3 separate regions of the Homo sapiens genome follow, and regions 1 and 2 are each linked to region 3. A link is an interaction called in ENCODE POLR2A ChIA-PET data of the cell type or tissue named here. Cell type or tissue: MCF 10A. All regions are shown on one strand.

Region 1 (5,000 bases), 110 kb before region 3:
TCTGGAAGACAGGGAGGTTTGGAGACCTGCAGGCAACAAGTCTCACCAAGTCACCATGACAGGACAGACAGGTTGAGTGAGACACACCCTGAACATAGGGCTTTCATCGTCAATTCACTTTTTTCATTCATTCATTTAATACACCCTGTGCACTTCCTCTGTGCTAGTGGATTCTATGGCCACAGTTGTGACTTAGTTCCAGGTCCTGCCCTCCTGGTTTTCATAGTCCAGGGAGGACAGAGACACCTCTCCAAACAGTGATGACCCAGGATGAGCAAGGCTGGGAGCAGTGCCCAGGGCACCAGAAATGGCTTCCTGGAGGAGGGCACCAGGAGACAATCATTGGATGGCTCTGGCTTTCCCACCTTTCTTCTTGCCCAGAGTTCCCAGAATCACTGTAGAATGCACTAGAAGTGCGTGTTAGTTCATTTTCATGGTGCTATAAAGAATGACCTGAAACTGGATAATTTATAGAGGAATGAGGTTTAATTGATTCAGTTTTTCATGACTAAGGAGGTCTCAGGAAATGTACAATCATGGCAGAGGGTGAAGGGAAGGCAAGGCACATCTTCCATGATGGCAGGAGAGAAAGAGAGGGAGCAGGGAACTGCCACACACTTTTAAGCCATCAGATCTCGTGAGAACTCGACCACTATCATGAGAACAACAATAGAGAAATTGCCCCCATGATCCAGTCACCTCCCACCAGGCCCCTTCCCTGACACATGGGGATTACAATTTGAGAGAAGAGTTGTGTGGGGACACAGAGCCAAACTATATCAGAATGCACCATCCTAAGAAAGGAGGAACTGCCTGAAAGTGCCCGGGCTTCGTTTCTATTCTTCCCAGAGAATGCAACAACTTGAGCTACAGAGAAACTGCCCAGGACAGCCCTGGCCTCATTCCCATCCCTTCCAGAGGGGGTCTCCTGTAACACTAGCCCAGGACGTGTCCACCACATATAAAACCCAGAGCTCACTGCTGAGTCCTCAGCTGTGGTGCAAGTGGGGCAAGCACGGGAGACTCTATCTGCCCTGGGCCGTGCTCCTGAGCCTCGGGGGACCAGTGAGTCATGCAGCCTAGGCTTCCGCTGTCCCTCGCTGCCTGTCTGTAAGTAATTAACCTGCTTTGTCGAACTGGCTGTGGCTGTGGGTGTTCTGTTCACCACGCTCAGTGTAGTCAGAGTGCAGCCCAAGATGCGGTGGCTGAAGTGTTCAGACCCCTATTCCGGGTGGTTAGCGCAGTGGTGACCTTTGCCATCCTCCCTGCAGTGGGAGTCCTCCCTTGGGATTGGTAACTCATGAGTGCTGCAAATTTGGCAGAGTAAGGGGGGTCCAGTCTGATGAACCCATGGCTTACCAGGTGTGCTGTAATATGAAAATGTGTGTTCTTTGGCCCTCTTCCTATTATGATGCTGAACTTGGAACATCCTGAGTGACAGGAGTGTCTTTTGTTATTCCTAATGAGCCTCTTTCAGATCACACAGCATTAGCTCATGCTAAAAATATGACTTAGGGTAGGGTCTCCAGGTAGCCTCAGCATCACGGCAGTCACCAGAAGAAAGACCAAAAGATCTGAGGATTAGAGGGAAGGAACCTTCGGTGTCACCCACTAACCTCCAAGAAAGGTGATGATGGGGAGGCGATAAAGACCAAAGTATAAAAACTTTTTTTTTTTTGAGACAGAGTTTTGCTCTGTCACCCAGTCTGGAGTGCAGTGGCACGATCTTGGCTCACTGCAACCTCCCCCTCCCAGGTTCAAGCAATTCTCCCTGCCTGAGCCTCCCGAGTAGCTGGGATTACAGGTGCCTGCCACCACGCCCGGCTAATTTTTGTATTTTTTAGTAGAGATGAGGTTTCCCCATGATGGCCAGGGTGGTCTTGAACTCTTGACCTCAGGTGATCCACCCGCCTTAGCCTCCCAACGTGCTGGGATTACAGGTGTGAGCCACCATGCCCAGCCTAAAAACTCCTGAACAAGAAGAATTGAACTTCCTGGCTGCTGAACACATGGAGGTGCTGAAAGGATCTGGAGTCCAAGGAGGCCATGGAAGCTCCCACCATACCCATCGCTTCCCCTGTCCACCTCCCCTTATGAGCCTCGGTGAGAAATGGTCTTTCTTCTCAGTGCACCCGAGCTACAGGCAGGCCCTAAGCAGGAAATATAAGTGATCAGATTGTGATTCAGGAAAGTCCGTGTGTCCTTCTGTTGGGAGGAGGCTGGTTGGGAGGATTGAGATGGGAGCAGGAGACCAGGCAGGAGGCTGATGGAGCAGAAATACTCATGCAATTTCCAGAGTCCTGCAGGCCCACTCGCTCTCATGGGTGGATGAGATAAGCACTCACATCCCCGACCCCATTTCTCACTCTCACTTCTGGCCTCCCCTGTCCTGCAGCTGCAGGGTAGAGCAGTGATCTCCAACATGGGGATTGTGACACTTCTTCAGGTTGTGAACCAATTTATTTGTCACCATGGGTATCTTAGATATTAAACTAGCATCAGTAAAGAATAGAGGAATGTGCACGCTACAGTATCTTATTCGTCTGTTTAATTAAACTTTCTTTTGGGCTGTGTGTAAGCCATAAATAATGTGATATGAGCTTTTCCTAGTGAGTCACAGCCAAACAGTTACTAAACACTGGGAGGAAAAAATCCTCTGAGCACAGGTTCACCTCGTCTTTCCTAAAATCACTGGCTAGCTGCCCTGGCCTGTTGCCCCAAAAAAACAAGTTGAGAGCTCACAGCCTCAGTCCTAGGTCCTTCCTGGGGGCGCTGAGATTGGGCTTGGCATTCAGCCTGCTAAAAAGAGGGTTGAATTTAGGTCTGGAGACCAGCCAGTGCCAAGGAGAAGCACATTCCTCAGGGCAGGGTTGGGTTGGCGTCTCTGGGGAGGGAGGAGCCCAGCTGGCCGTCCTTGGCCTTGGTCCTGATCTCTCAGGGCAGCTGAGTCAGGCTGGGAAGAGAAATCAGCAGAGGGAGATGATGACAGAGCCAGGGAGTCACAGGCTGAGTGGGAGGGAGGGCAGCGGGACCAACCCGGGGCTCCGTGGATGCAAAAGCCCCTGTCTCAGCAATCCTGAGACTTTGCGGTCACACACACCTGGGTTGGAACCTTTTCTTTACATTTTCTCAAAGGGTTAGATAAGCTATTTTCTAGCAGCCCTTTCATCTCCCTGTATGGCAAGAACATTCAGTTTTGGAGATTATCAGCTTTCCAGTCCTTAGTCACATCCACTGCACATCTGGGCAGAGCATGTGCTCCCTCTCTGCACAGCAGAAAGACATTCGAACCCCTCAAAACCCAGCCCACATGCAGCAACCCTCACCATGGGCCCATGCACAAAAAATAGGCAAAGCCACCTGCCTAAGTGCCCACTTGCTTCACACTGGACCAAGCCTGAATCCTTCTTCTTGGGGAGTGCTGACACTGGGTTCTATTTTGGTTATAAAATTTATTTTATATCCATGAGCAACTGTGTGTCATTTCTCCTGAAATCGATTACAATTCCAAGGTGGGGAATTTTCCCAGCAAGCAGCAGGGGCCACTAAAACCCCATATCAAAATTCCCAAAGAAGCAGCCTGTGTCTGTCCCCCATCCCAGAGCTGCCCACTCTGGGTTGTCACTGTCCAGGGACAGTGGGCCTGAAACTCTTTGAGGACAGGAAGCCGGGCTGCACCACTCACTGCCATGTCCCTAGTTATTGGGGACCCCATCTCTTTCCAGGGTCACAGGACTCTCATGGCTTCCTTGGAAATAAGAGTAAACTCCAACTCCCATTGGTCACATTTTGTCACCCTAGTTTCCTCTATGTAAGAAAGAACCTGGCATGAGGGCCCCCTGCAGCTCATAGACACCATCTGGACGGGACTCAGGCACTCCTGTTCCAGCCCAGAATCCCCCTCAGTCCTGAGCTGAGCCCCTCCAGAAAGGCAAGCAGCCCCTGATCCCAGATGCCCCAGGCTGGCCTCAGGAAAGACTTTCCCACAACCCCAGGTGCTGCTGGGGAACCTGAGCTTCTGGAACGTGGCACACAGGAGAGCATTGGGATTTCATCCTGTCGTGGGCTTGCCCTCTGGAATAAGTGCAGAAGAGATTGAATCATTATCCTGGTGACACCTGGGTGTGATTTCCACCTGGCCTCAAGGAGTCTCTCCCAGATGACAGGCAGGAATTTGGTGGAATTTCAGATGTTCAAAAAGAATATTAGGAACGCAGATGTCACTGAGGGAGAGGGTTGGGCCTCACTAGTGCCTGAACGCCCATCCTCTGATATCCACCTGGGTGGGTGGAGTGCTCTGTGTTCCACCTGCACACTTCACGCACATAGGCTGGTCCCTGCTACCTGCAAAAAGAACTTAGGTCCCAGCCCCTGAAAGAACTGTAACACGAACAGGGCTGAAACATGACCTCCCACTCTGCACATTACCAGTAACAAGAAGCAGAGAAAAGCTGCAGCTTTTTGAGGACTGGAGACCTAGGGGTTTGTCAAGCTAGGCTGTGACACCCTCTTTGGGGCTCTGTGGTTCTTGGTGTCTCCAAGCTTCCAGGCACTGCCATGTTCCCCTTGTCCAGATGTACCACATGCAGCTTCTGCTGCAGGCACCTGCATCTGGGCCAGCCACGGCCTTGCATGGAGATGGCATCTATGCCAGCTCATGGAGCTGCCCACTCCACCAAAGCAGCCAGAGTGCTTGGCTGTGCACAGTGGCCAGACCTCATGCTCGCTTGCTGACACACCGCTCACCACTCCATGCCCGGCTTGCCTGTGGTGGGTGTGGGATCTGACGTGGTAGTGTGGTCTGAGTGCAGCCAGGCCGAGTGGGTGGAACAAGCCCAACAGGCAGGAGCAATACTCAAGGAGCCTCAGGACCATGCGACAGCCCTGAGTCTGCTGAAGTGCTAAATCTGAAAAATCCCTCAAAGGCCAGTTCTTTAGGTTTCACAGTAGTGACGTGATCTACAGAGACAGTGTTGGGGAAGTGGCTGGCAGTGTCTTTT
Region 2 (5,000 bases), 91 kb before region 3:
AGGCTGGGAGCAGCGCCCAGGGCACCAGGAATGGCTTCCTGGAGGAGGGCACCAGAAGACAAGCATTGGATGGCTCTGGCTTTCCCGCCTCTCTTCTTGCCCACAGTTCCCAGAATCACTGTAGAATACAGTAGAAATGTGTATTAGTCCATTTTCACACTGCTAAAAAAAACTACCTGAGACTGGGTAATTTATAAAGGAAAGAGGTTTAATTGACTCATAGTTCTGCACGCCAAGGTGGCCTCAGGAAATGTACAATCATGCTGGAGGGTGAAGGAAAAGCAAGGCACGCCTTCCATGGTGGCAGGAGAGAAAGAGAGCGAGCCGGGAACTTCTACACACTTTTAAACCATCAGATCTCCTGAGAACTCCCCCACTATCAGGAGAACAGCATGGAAAAAACTGCCCCCATGATCCAATCACCTACCAGATCCTTCCCCTGACACATGGGGATTACAATGTGAGATGAGATTTGTGTGGCAAGACAGAGCCAAATTATATAAGAATGCACCATCCTGAGTAAGGAGGAACTGCCTGAAAGTGCCCAAGCTTGGTTTCTATTCCTCCGAGAGAATGCAACACCTTGAGCTAAAGAGAAACTGCCCAGGACAGCCCTGGCCTCATTCCCATCCCTCCTAGAGGGGGTGTCCTGCCACACTAGCCCAGGGCGTGTCCACCACATCTAAAACCCAGAGCTCACTGCTGAGTCCTCAGCTGTGGTGCAAGTGGGGCAGGCATGGGAGACTCTATCTGCCCTGGGCAGTGCTCCTGAGCCCCGGGAGACCAGTTTGAATGTCCTTCTGCTGCCAAGACAGAAAGCACATGGTATGCCCAGATGTGCACTGGATGTGACTGAGGAAGGGCTGGGAAGCTGACAATATCCAAAAATTGAATGTTCTTGTCGTACAGAGAGATGAACAGTCATGCAGCCTAGGCTTCCGCTGTCCCTCGCTGCCTGTCTGTAAGTAATTAACCTGCTTTGTCGAACTGGCTGTGGCTGTGGGTGTTCTGTTCACCACGCTCAGTGTAGTCAGAGTGCAGCCCAAGATGCGGTGGCTGAAGTGTTCAGACCCCTATTCCGGGTGGTTAGCGCAGTGGTGACCTTTGCCATCCTCCCTGCAGTGGGAGTCCTCCCTTGGGATTGGTAACTCACAAATGCTGCCAATTTGGCAGAGCAAAGAGAGTCCAATCTGATGAACCCATGGCTTACTGGGTGTGCTATAACATGAAAATGTTTGTTCTTTGACTCTTGTTCCTACCATGAAGCTAAACTTGGAATTTCCTGAGTGATAGGAATGTCTTTTGTTCTTCCAGATGAGACTCTTTCAGATCACACCAGCTGAGTTCATGCTAAAAATGTGATTTAGGGGCCAGGTGCGGTGGCTCACACCTGTAATCCCAACACTTTGGGAGGCCGAGGCGGGTGGATCATCTGAGGTCAGGAGTTTGAGAACAGCCTGGCCAACATGACGAAACCCCGTCTCTACGAAAAATACAAAAATTAGCTGGGCATGCTGGTGGGCGCTTGTAATCCCAGCTACTCGGGAGGCTGAAGCAGAAGAATTGCTTGAACCTGGGAGGCGGAGGTTGCAGTGAGCTGAGATCATGCCACTGCACTTCAGCCTGGGTGACAGAGTGAGACTCCCTCTCAAAAAAAAAAAATGTGAATTAGGGAAGGGTCCCCAGGTAGCCTCAGTATCATGCCAGTCATCACAAAGACCAAAAGATTTGAGGATTAGAGGGTAGAAACTTTCAGTATCACCCACCAACTTCCAAGAAAAGTGGCAATGGCGAGGAGATAAGGACCAAACTTTATAAAAACTCTTGAAAAACTAGAGTTGAACTTCCCAGTTGCTGAACATGTGGAGGTGCTGAGAGGATGGGGTGTCCAGGAAGGCCAGGGAAGCTCCCACCATCCCCATCGCTTCCCCTGTCCACCTCCCCTTATGAGCCTTGGTGAGAACTGTTCTTCTCAGTGTACTCAAGCTACAGACAGGTCTTAAGCAGGGGATAGAAGTGATCAGATTGTGATTCAGGAAAATCCGTGTGTCCTTCTGCTGGGAGGAGGGTGGGTGAGAGGATTGAGATGGGAGCATGAGACCAGGCAGGAAGCTGATGGAGCAGAAATTCTCATGCAATTTCCAGAGTCCTGCAGGCCCACTCGCTGTCATGGGTGGATGAGATAAGCACTCACACCCCCGACCCCATTTCTCATTCTGCCTTCTGGCCTCCCCTCTCCTGAAGCTGCAGGGTAGAGCAGTGATCTCCAACATGGGGATTGTGACACTCTCAGGTTGTGAATCAATTTATTCATCAACATGGGTATCTTATACATTCAACTAGAATCAAAAGAAATAGAAGAGTGTGCATGGCACAGTGTCTTATTCATCAGTGTTCAATTAAACTTTCTTTTGGACTGATGTAATATGAGTGCTTCCTAGCAAGTCACAGCCAAACAGTTACTAAACACTGGAAGGAAAAATCCTCTGGGTATAAGCTCGCCTCCATCTTTCTTAAAAATCACTGACTACCTGTCCGGGCATGTTGCTCCCCCTCACCCCGCCCCACACACACAAAGAGTTCAGAGCTCACAGTGTCAGTTCTAGGTGCTTCGTATGCTGAGACTGGGTGTGGCATTTGGCCTGGTTTTCTGTGCTAAAAACAGGGTTGAATTTAGGCCTGGAGAGCAGCCAGTGCCAGGGAGAAAAGCACATTCCTGAGGGCAGGGCTGGAGTTGCCATCTCTTGGAAGAGAGGAGCCCAGCTGGCCCTCCTTGGCCTTGGTCCCCATCTGTCAGGGCAGCTGAGTCAGGCTGGGTAGAGAAAACAGCAGTGGGTGATGATGACGGGGCAGGGGGTGTCAGAAGCTGGGTTCGAGGGAGGGCAGTGGGGCAGGGCCAGGGCTCTGTGGATGCAAGAGTCCCTCTCTCAGCAATCCTGAGACTTTGTGGTCAAACAGCCCTGGGTTGGACTCTTCTCTCTACATTTTCTCAAAGGGTCAGATAAGCTATTTTCTAGTAGCCCTGTTTATCTCCCTGTATGACAACAACATTAGATTTTTGGATATTGTCAGCTTCCCAGCCCTTCCTCAGTCACCTCCAATGCACATCTGGGCACACCATGTGCTTTCTGTCTTGGCAGCAGAAGGACGTTCAAACCACTCAAGCCCCAGCCCACAGGCAGCAACCCTCACCATAGCCCCATGCTCAAAAACTAGCCAAAGCCACGTGTTTAACGGCCCACTTGCTTCACACTGGACCAAGCCTCAATCCTTCTTCTTGGGGAGTGCTGACACTGGTAATGTGGCGTCATCATCTGGGGTAAATACACAAGGTTCATTGTCTCAAACCAAGAAAATCGAGTACATGGACACAAGAAGTGGGTTTAGGAGCAGGGGTTTAATAGGCAAAAGAGAGAGAAAGAAGAACAGCTCTCTCTCTCTCTCTCAGCACCTGAATGGGACTTCCAGCCTACAGCAGAGTGCACTGGATTTTATAGACGGGTTTGAAGAGGTGGTATCTGATTTCCATAGGGCCCACAGATTGGTTGGATCAGCTGTGACATTTACATAGTGCTGGAAGAAGCTGACCACCCCACCCTAATCTTATTATGCAAATGGACTTTCCACTTGGTGGATGCCATGTTATCTGCTTTCTACTGTGCATGTGGTTGGAAAGGAAAAGGGAAGATGGAGCTGCCATTTTGAAAATGCCTAGTCCCAGGTAGCCTTTTCCTATTGGCACAAATGCTGGCATTCACCTGTGGAAGCTTCTAGCCTGCCTTTCTATGTCTGTGGCTTGATTTTAATGGCTGCTGTTTGTTGGAAAAGTATATGATTTGGAGGGTGCTTTTCATTAAAAGAAAAACCTTACCAAGGACTTTCTTACCTTCACTATCTGCCTAAAATAATTTCTTCTTAACTCCTATATTACCGGGTCCTATTCAGGTTATAAAATTTATTTCATGCTGGGCACGGTGGCTCACGCCTGTAATCCCAGCACTTTGGGAGGCCAAGGCAGGTGGATCACCTGAGGTCAGGAGTTTGAGAACAGCATGGCCAACATGGCAAAATCCCGTCTATACTAAAACTACAAAAAAAAAAAAAAATACCTGAGTGTGGTGGCAGGTACCTGTAATCCCAGCTACTTGGGAGGCTGAGGCAGGAGAAGCGCTTGAATCCGGGAGGCAGAGGTTGCAGTGAGCCGAGATCGTGCCACTGCACTCCAGCCTGCGCGACAGAGTGAGACTGTCTCAAAAACAAACAAAAAACAAAACAACAACTTATTTCATATACACGAGCACCTGTGTGTCATTTCTCCTGAAGTCCATTACAATTCCCTGAGGGATTTTTCCCAGCAAGCAGCAGGAGCTGCTAAAACCCCATATCAAAATTCCCGAAGCAGCCGCCTGTGCATTCCACATCCCAAAGCTGCCCACTCTGTGTTGTCACTGTTTAGGGACAGTGGACCTAGAGCTGTTTGAGGACAGGGAGCAGGGCTGCATCACTCACTGCCATGTCCCTAGTTATTGGGAACCCTGTCTCTTTCCAGGGTCACAGGATTCTCATGGCTTCCTGGGAAATAACAGTAAACTCCAACATCTGTTGGTCATATTTTCTCACCCTATTCCCTCTATGTAAAGAGCACCCTGGCATGAGGGGCCCCTGCAGGTCACAGACACCATCTAGACTGGACCCAGGTACCCCTGTCTCAGCCCAGCAACCCCCCCCAGTCCCAGGCCCAGCTCGTCCAGAAAGGCAAGCAGGCCCTGATCCCAGGCACCCGGGGGCTGGCCTCAGGGAAGACTTTCCCACAACCCCAGCTGCTGGTGGGAGACCTGAGCTTCTGGAACGTGGCACACAGGAGAGCACTGGCTGTCCTCCTTTCATGGGCTTCCCCTCTGGAACAAGCACGGAAAGGGCTGAATCATCATTCTGGTGGCATCCGGGTATGATTTCCACCTGGCCTCAGGGAGCCTCTCCCAGGTGACAGACAGGAATCT
Region 3 (5,000 bases):
ACATGCATGTAGTCCCAGCTACTTGAGAGGCTGACGTGGGAGGATCCCTTGGGCCCAGGAGTTTGAGGCTGCAGTGAGCTATGATTATACCACTGCACTTTAGCCTGGGTGACAGCACAAATTCTGTCTCTAAAAAAATCAAGCAAGCAAGCAAACAAACAAACAAAAAACAACAAAAAAGAAGGGACTGGAAACCACCAATTCAATCAGAAAAAAAAATTGACTTTTAAGAGAATTCTTCTTGGCCTGGTGCAATGACTCACACCTGTAATCCTAGCACTTTGAGAGGCAGAAGTAAAATGATCACTTGAGGCCAGGAGTTCAAGACCAGCCTGGGCAACATAGTGACACCTCATACCTACAAAATATCTACAAAATATAAAAATTTAAAAAGAGAGAAATCTTCCTAACTGCAGCCTCAATTAACCTTTATTCTCTAGGTATACTGAAAAACTTACTGAATAGGCTTAGCTCAATTAAAGCTTAAAATTATTTTAAAAATAAATAATAAAGTACCTTACATAATGAGAAAAAAATAGTCAAAATAAAGCTCAAGATTTTAAGGCTTCATTTTAGAATCAAATCCTTGCCTACTTTTACTCCAATCAATTAAGTTTATGCCAAACCAGTATATAAAATTTTTACTAGTTATTATAATTGCCTAATTTAATATAAGATAAACAAGTTAATTAATTTAACTTGTGTAAGTTGTACAATATAAATAATTTAATATAAGTTAAATTCGAGTGTGAAAAGATTTACTGGCTCTATTAAAACTAAAAATAATAAGCAAGGTAATGGGTATGTTAATTAGCTTGATTTAATCTTTCCACAAAGGTACCACTGTAGGTTGGTATGACTTTCCCAGAACTCCGTTACATGAATTAGAACATCACATTGTATCAAATAAATGCACACAATTATAACTTGTCCATTAAAAAAATACTAATTGGCCCGCTTCAGTAGCAAGCACATGTAATCCCCACAACCCAGGAGGCTGAGGTAGGAGGATTCCTTGGGGCCAGAATTTCGAGACTAGCCTGTGCAACAGAGTGAAACCTCATCTGTAAAAATTTAAAAATTGTTCTAATTAGAATAATACTAATCAAAAATTGCTTTAACTAAAGCAAATGCTTTGGAAAGATTCAATATATCTGAATCAGCAAAGAGACATTGTTCTTATTTGCTAGAGGCAAAGCAATGTATTTTTTTAATTACTAAAATCTAGGATTTCCCAGTCAGACTATTAGGTAAATGTCCTTAAACTCACAGCATTTTTACAGAAAACCACAAGTAGATATTGCCAGCAATGCATTATCAACGGTGTTGCTGCCAGAAAGACAACGAGAGCTCTTTTCTGTAAGCTCACACTCACAGAGAAAATTATTTGGTATGTCTTAAAAGACTGGGAAATGAGGAGATATACCTAATGTAAATTACGAGTTAATGGGTGCAGCACACCAACATGGCACATGTATACATATGTAACAAACCTGCATGTTGTGCACATGTACCCTAGAACTTAAAGTATAATAATAAAAAAAAAGATTGGGAAATGAACAATCCAAAAATAGAATTAACAGTCCCACTTATAACATCAACAAAAGGAAAAATGGACCCATCATCAGTCACCAAGACCTGAGAACAGAGAGTGGCAGCCCCTTCACACAGGCGGCAGAGCAAGGAAGCTGTCAGCCGGCGAGCCTCCTGGAGTATACCTGAGATGGGCAGAACTGGGGACATCAGTTCTCTACAGCAGCCCTGCAATGAGGGGCTGGAGTGGTATAGAAAAAATTCCAACGCTTTTTGCTGGTAAGTGGCTCTACTCATTCATTTATCCCTGTCGCTGGTTCCCTTCTTGAAGCTTGAAAATAATCTGAACTTTCCATGTCAAGAGCAGCTGGCCTCCTCCCATACATTAATTTTCTGTATTGGCTAGGTATTGGCTGCAAACACAAGATTAAATTACACAGAGAGTCGGGTAGTGAAACTGCTCCCACTCAGGCTGAGTCACCAGATTCACCCTGAGGTGAATCTGAATCAGGCTGAGGTTTCTGGGGTTGGCTGTTAGCTTGGGTCTGCATAGCTACCTCTCAGAGAACACACTGGCCACAGCTCCCAAGCTGTAGCTGTTTCTGCCTCCCCTGACCCAGAACTGCTACTTCCCTCAACATTTCCAGTGATTCGCTGCATTTCATTTTGTCTTGTGTTTTCTACTGACGCCGCCTTATTTTTGTTTTATGTGCCTTACCTGATATTTTGGGGGTTATTCACATTTTTAAAATGTATTTTCATTTTCCCTGTAAGAGAGAGCCTGTGTTTCTGGCTTGCAAACCAGGCTGGAGATGGCACCTTCCCCAGAGCTCAGGAATTCTGGGTGAGGATTGAGTGTGGGGAATGTCATGAGATTTAGCCTGCTCCTGTAGGCAAAAGGACCTTTTGAAACACACAAGTGGGGATAGTTAGGTATTTCATACACATAACATAGTTGTGATACGAAAACCAGAGAAAGATAATCACCAAATATTCTAGGACACTGGTCCTCAATATTAGCATGCACAAGAGTCACTAGGGCTATGGATGAACATAGGTGTGATACAAATGCCAGAGAAAGATAATCACCAAATATTCTAGGACACTGGTCCTCAATATTAGTATGCATGAGAGCCACTAGGGCTATGGATGAAAATGCAAATTTCTGGGCCTTACTCCCAGAGATTCTGATTCTGTAAACCTGTGGGGAGTCCAGGAAACTGCATTTTCAAAAAGCACCTGTATTAGTCAATTTTCACACTGCTATGAAGAGCTGCCTGAGACTGGGTAATTTATAAAGAAAAGTGGTTTAATTGGCTCACAGTTCCGCTTGGCTGGGAAGGTCTCTGGAAATTTAAAATCATGGCAGAAGGCAAAGGGGAACCAAGGCGTATCTTACATGGTGGCAGGAGAGAGAGAAGGAGAAAGTGCCACACTTTTTAACCATCAGATCTCAGGAGAACTCACTCACTATCACGAGAAAAGAATGAGGGAAACTGCCCCCATGATCCAATCACCTCCCACCATGTCCCTCCCTAACATGTGGGGTAATTCAAGGTAAGATTTGGGTGGGGACACAGAGCCAAACCATATCAGCACCCATGACTTTAATAAATGGAGTTCGCCAATAACTTCTGTGAAAACAAAGACTAACCAAATAAGAAAGTAAAGGCTATCTATTCTACAACAAAGAAGTCAGCCACCATCACTTCCATTTTGGGAGAGACTCAAAGACCAGCAGAGGAGTAGGAAAGCTTTATAGTGGAAAAGGTATCACCCTTTTTTTCGCATGTTCCCTGATTGGAGGCTGTTGGCATGGGGAAGCTGAGGATAGCTAACTAGATGCACAGCATCCTATGGGATTGGTTTAGGGTACGTATTTGGCTTTCCTACGTTGCTCCTAAGTTAGAAACAGGAACAAAAATTTGGGAAGTTGTCAGTTATTAATAAAGTCCTGGCCATTTGGAGCTGACTGTTACTGGAGTTACTGTTTAGTTTCCTGGATTGTTACCAGAGAAAGTCTGACTTCCTACAAGTGTGACTTACAGCAAGTGGCTTCCTGGGCTGTTTATTGTAGAAAAGTGGGTTGATTTCCTAGGCAGGCTGCTGTAGGTTATGGGTCAGAGTTCTGTTTTTATATGTGGTCTGGCCATTGTCTGTATATTTTGTCTCTCATCTCTAAGAAATACAGCCATAAACCAAGCTCTTTTTGTAACACAGAGCAGAACTTCAATACAGGGGACTGCTTTCTTCATTATTGCTGTCATCTATTTATTGCTGTTTTTTGACAGTGATGATCTCAAGGCTAAAACGGCTGAACACCCCATTTAATTAGGGTAGTTCAGGGCTCTAACTTACATGCTTTACACAACCATTGCCTTCTTAGACATGGCAGATAACAAGCATGGAATATTATTGCTAGTCTTGGCTTTGTGGTGTAAAGCTGGTTTTCATACAGCTCCCAGAAAGCTCTCTATAGACATCAGTGGAGCCAAAAGTCTTCAAGCTTTATCCCATCTTATTTCCTGCTTCTCTTGTGCCCATGGGTCATTGTCTTTCCTGTGACAACTGAGGTTAAAGATAAATCTTGGATTTCTCCCTTTATGGCTTCCACAATGCTTATCTTCTTTGTCGTAATCCTGGATATCTACGTGGATTCCATTTGTTCAGTCAAAATGGAAGTTTCCAAATGTCCCCATGATTGATCCTTTCCTGTTTTTATTAGTGCTTTGGAAATTTCTGAATACATCCAACAACAGTCTGACTTCAGGCTATGAACAAAATGGCATACCAGGAAAGTGCAGAACACATCCTGTCTGGAGGAGTGATAGTGAGTACTAGGTCTTCATTTTGTCTACCAACGTCTTTTCATCTCCCTCTAAGAGAGGACGGAACGCTTTTTGCCTCTGTAGAATCATTCTATGATGTGTTGACCAGCAGTCTGGGTCTCATCTCAGATGTATTTCACACACTCTATGACAGATGTGTTTTAGTCATGATATTTATTGCTGCCCTGATGAAAAGATGGAATGCAATGGGATTTTTCTCCTATGGGTGCACCCAAATAGAAATTCTCTCTCAATTTATTAATAGACTTTTTCTTTTCTCCAAGAAAATTCCATTTGTATTTCAATTGGTATTAAAACAAACTTACAAGTGTTTTGAAGGAATTGACCTCTTTCCTAACATGCACCTTTCCACTCTGAGCAGCAGCTCTAATGTACTGTATTTCCTTGACACCATTACCAAGTATGAGCCACATCATCAATTTGATAGCAGATTTGTAAAAACCAAACCAAAACATTACATTACATCCAGAATGTGATGATTCTTCCAAATCACTTTCAGCCACTGGCAGCCATCACAGCGACAAGCTGTCTACTCCCACTCCTCCTCTGCAGGCTTAAGCTATTAGAAAATCTATTCTCTAACATATTTGAAAGTTCTAAGGTCAAACAAGTTTTAGG

What was found. Peaks named below come from ENCODE experiments on the same cell type or tissue, not always from the same donor. Only the 100,000 strongest peaks of a DNase experiment are listed, where the experiment ranks them.
Region 1: POLR2A ChIA-PET joins it to region 3 with 5 read pairs; 1 of 35 experiments calls an interaction of 5 or more read pairs at or near these places.
Region 2: POLR2A ChIA-PET joins it to region 3 with 13 read pairs; 1 of 35 experiments calls an interaction of 5 or more read pairs at or near these places.

Annotation. Positions count from the first base shown.
Region 1 is chr19:46,220,013-46,225,012 of GRCh38, reverse strand. No RefSeq gene overlaps it. Among named protein-coding and RNA genes, the nearest start is that of IGFL1, 7.2 kb to the left of the region's middle. In MCF 10A, no CTCF peak of the experiment used is centred here; DNase peaks (open chromatin) are centred at 1,028 and 2,802.
Region 2 is chr19:46,204,050-46,209,049 of GRCh38, reverse strand. It overlaps a transcript of IGFL2 not described here. Among named protein-coding and RNA genes, the nearest start is that of IGFL2-AS1, 3.5 kb to the right of the region's middle. In MCF 10A, no CTCF peak of the experiment used is centred here; a DNase peak (open chromatin) is centred at 2,639.
Region 3 is chr19:46,112,628-46,117,627 of GRCh38, reverse strand. It overlaps a transcript of IGFL2 not described here and the pseudogene LOC100533846. Among named protein-coding and RNA genes, the nearest start is that of IGFL3, 9.6 kb to the left of the region's middle. In MCF 10A, no CTCF peak of the experiment used is centred here; a DNase peak (open chromatin) is centred at 2,017.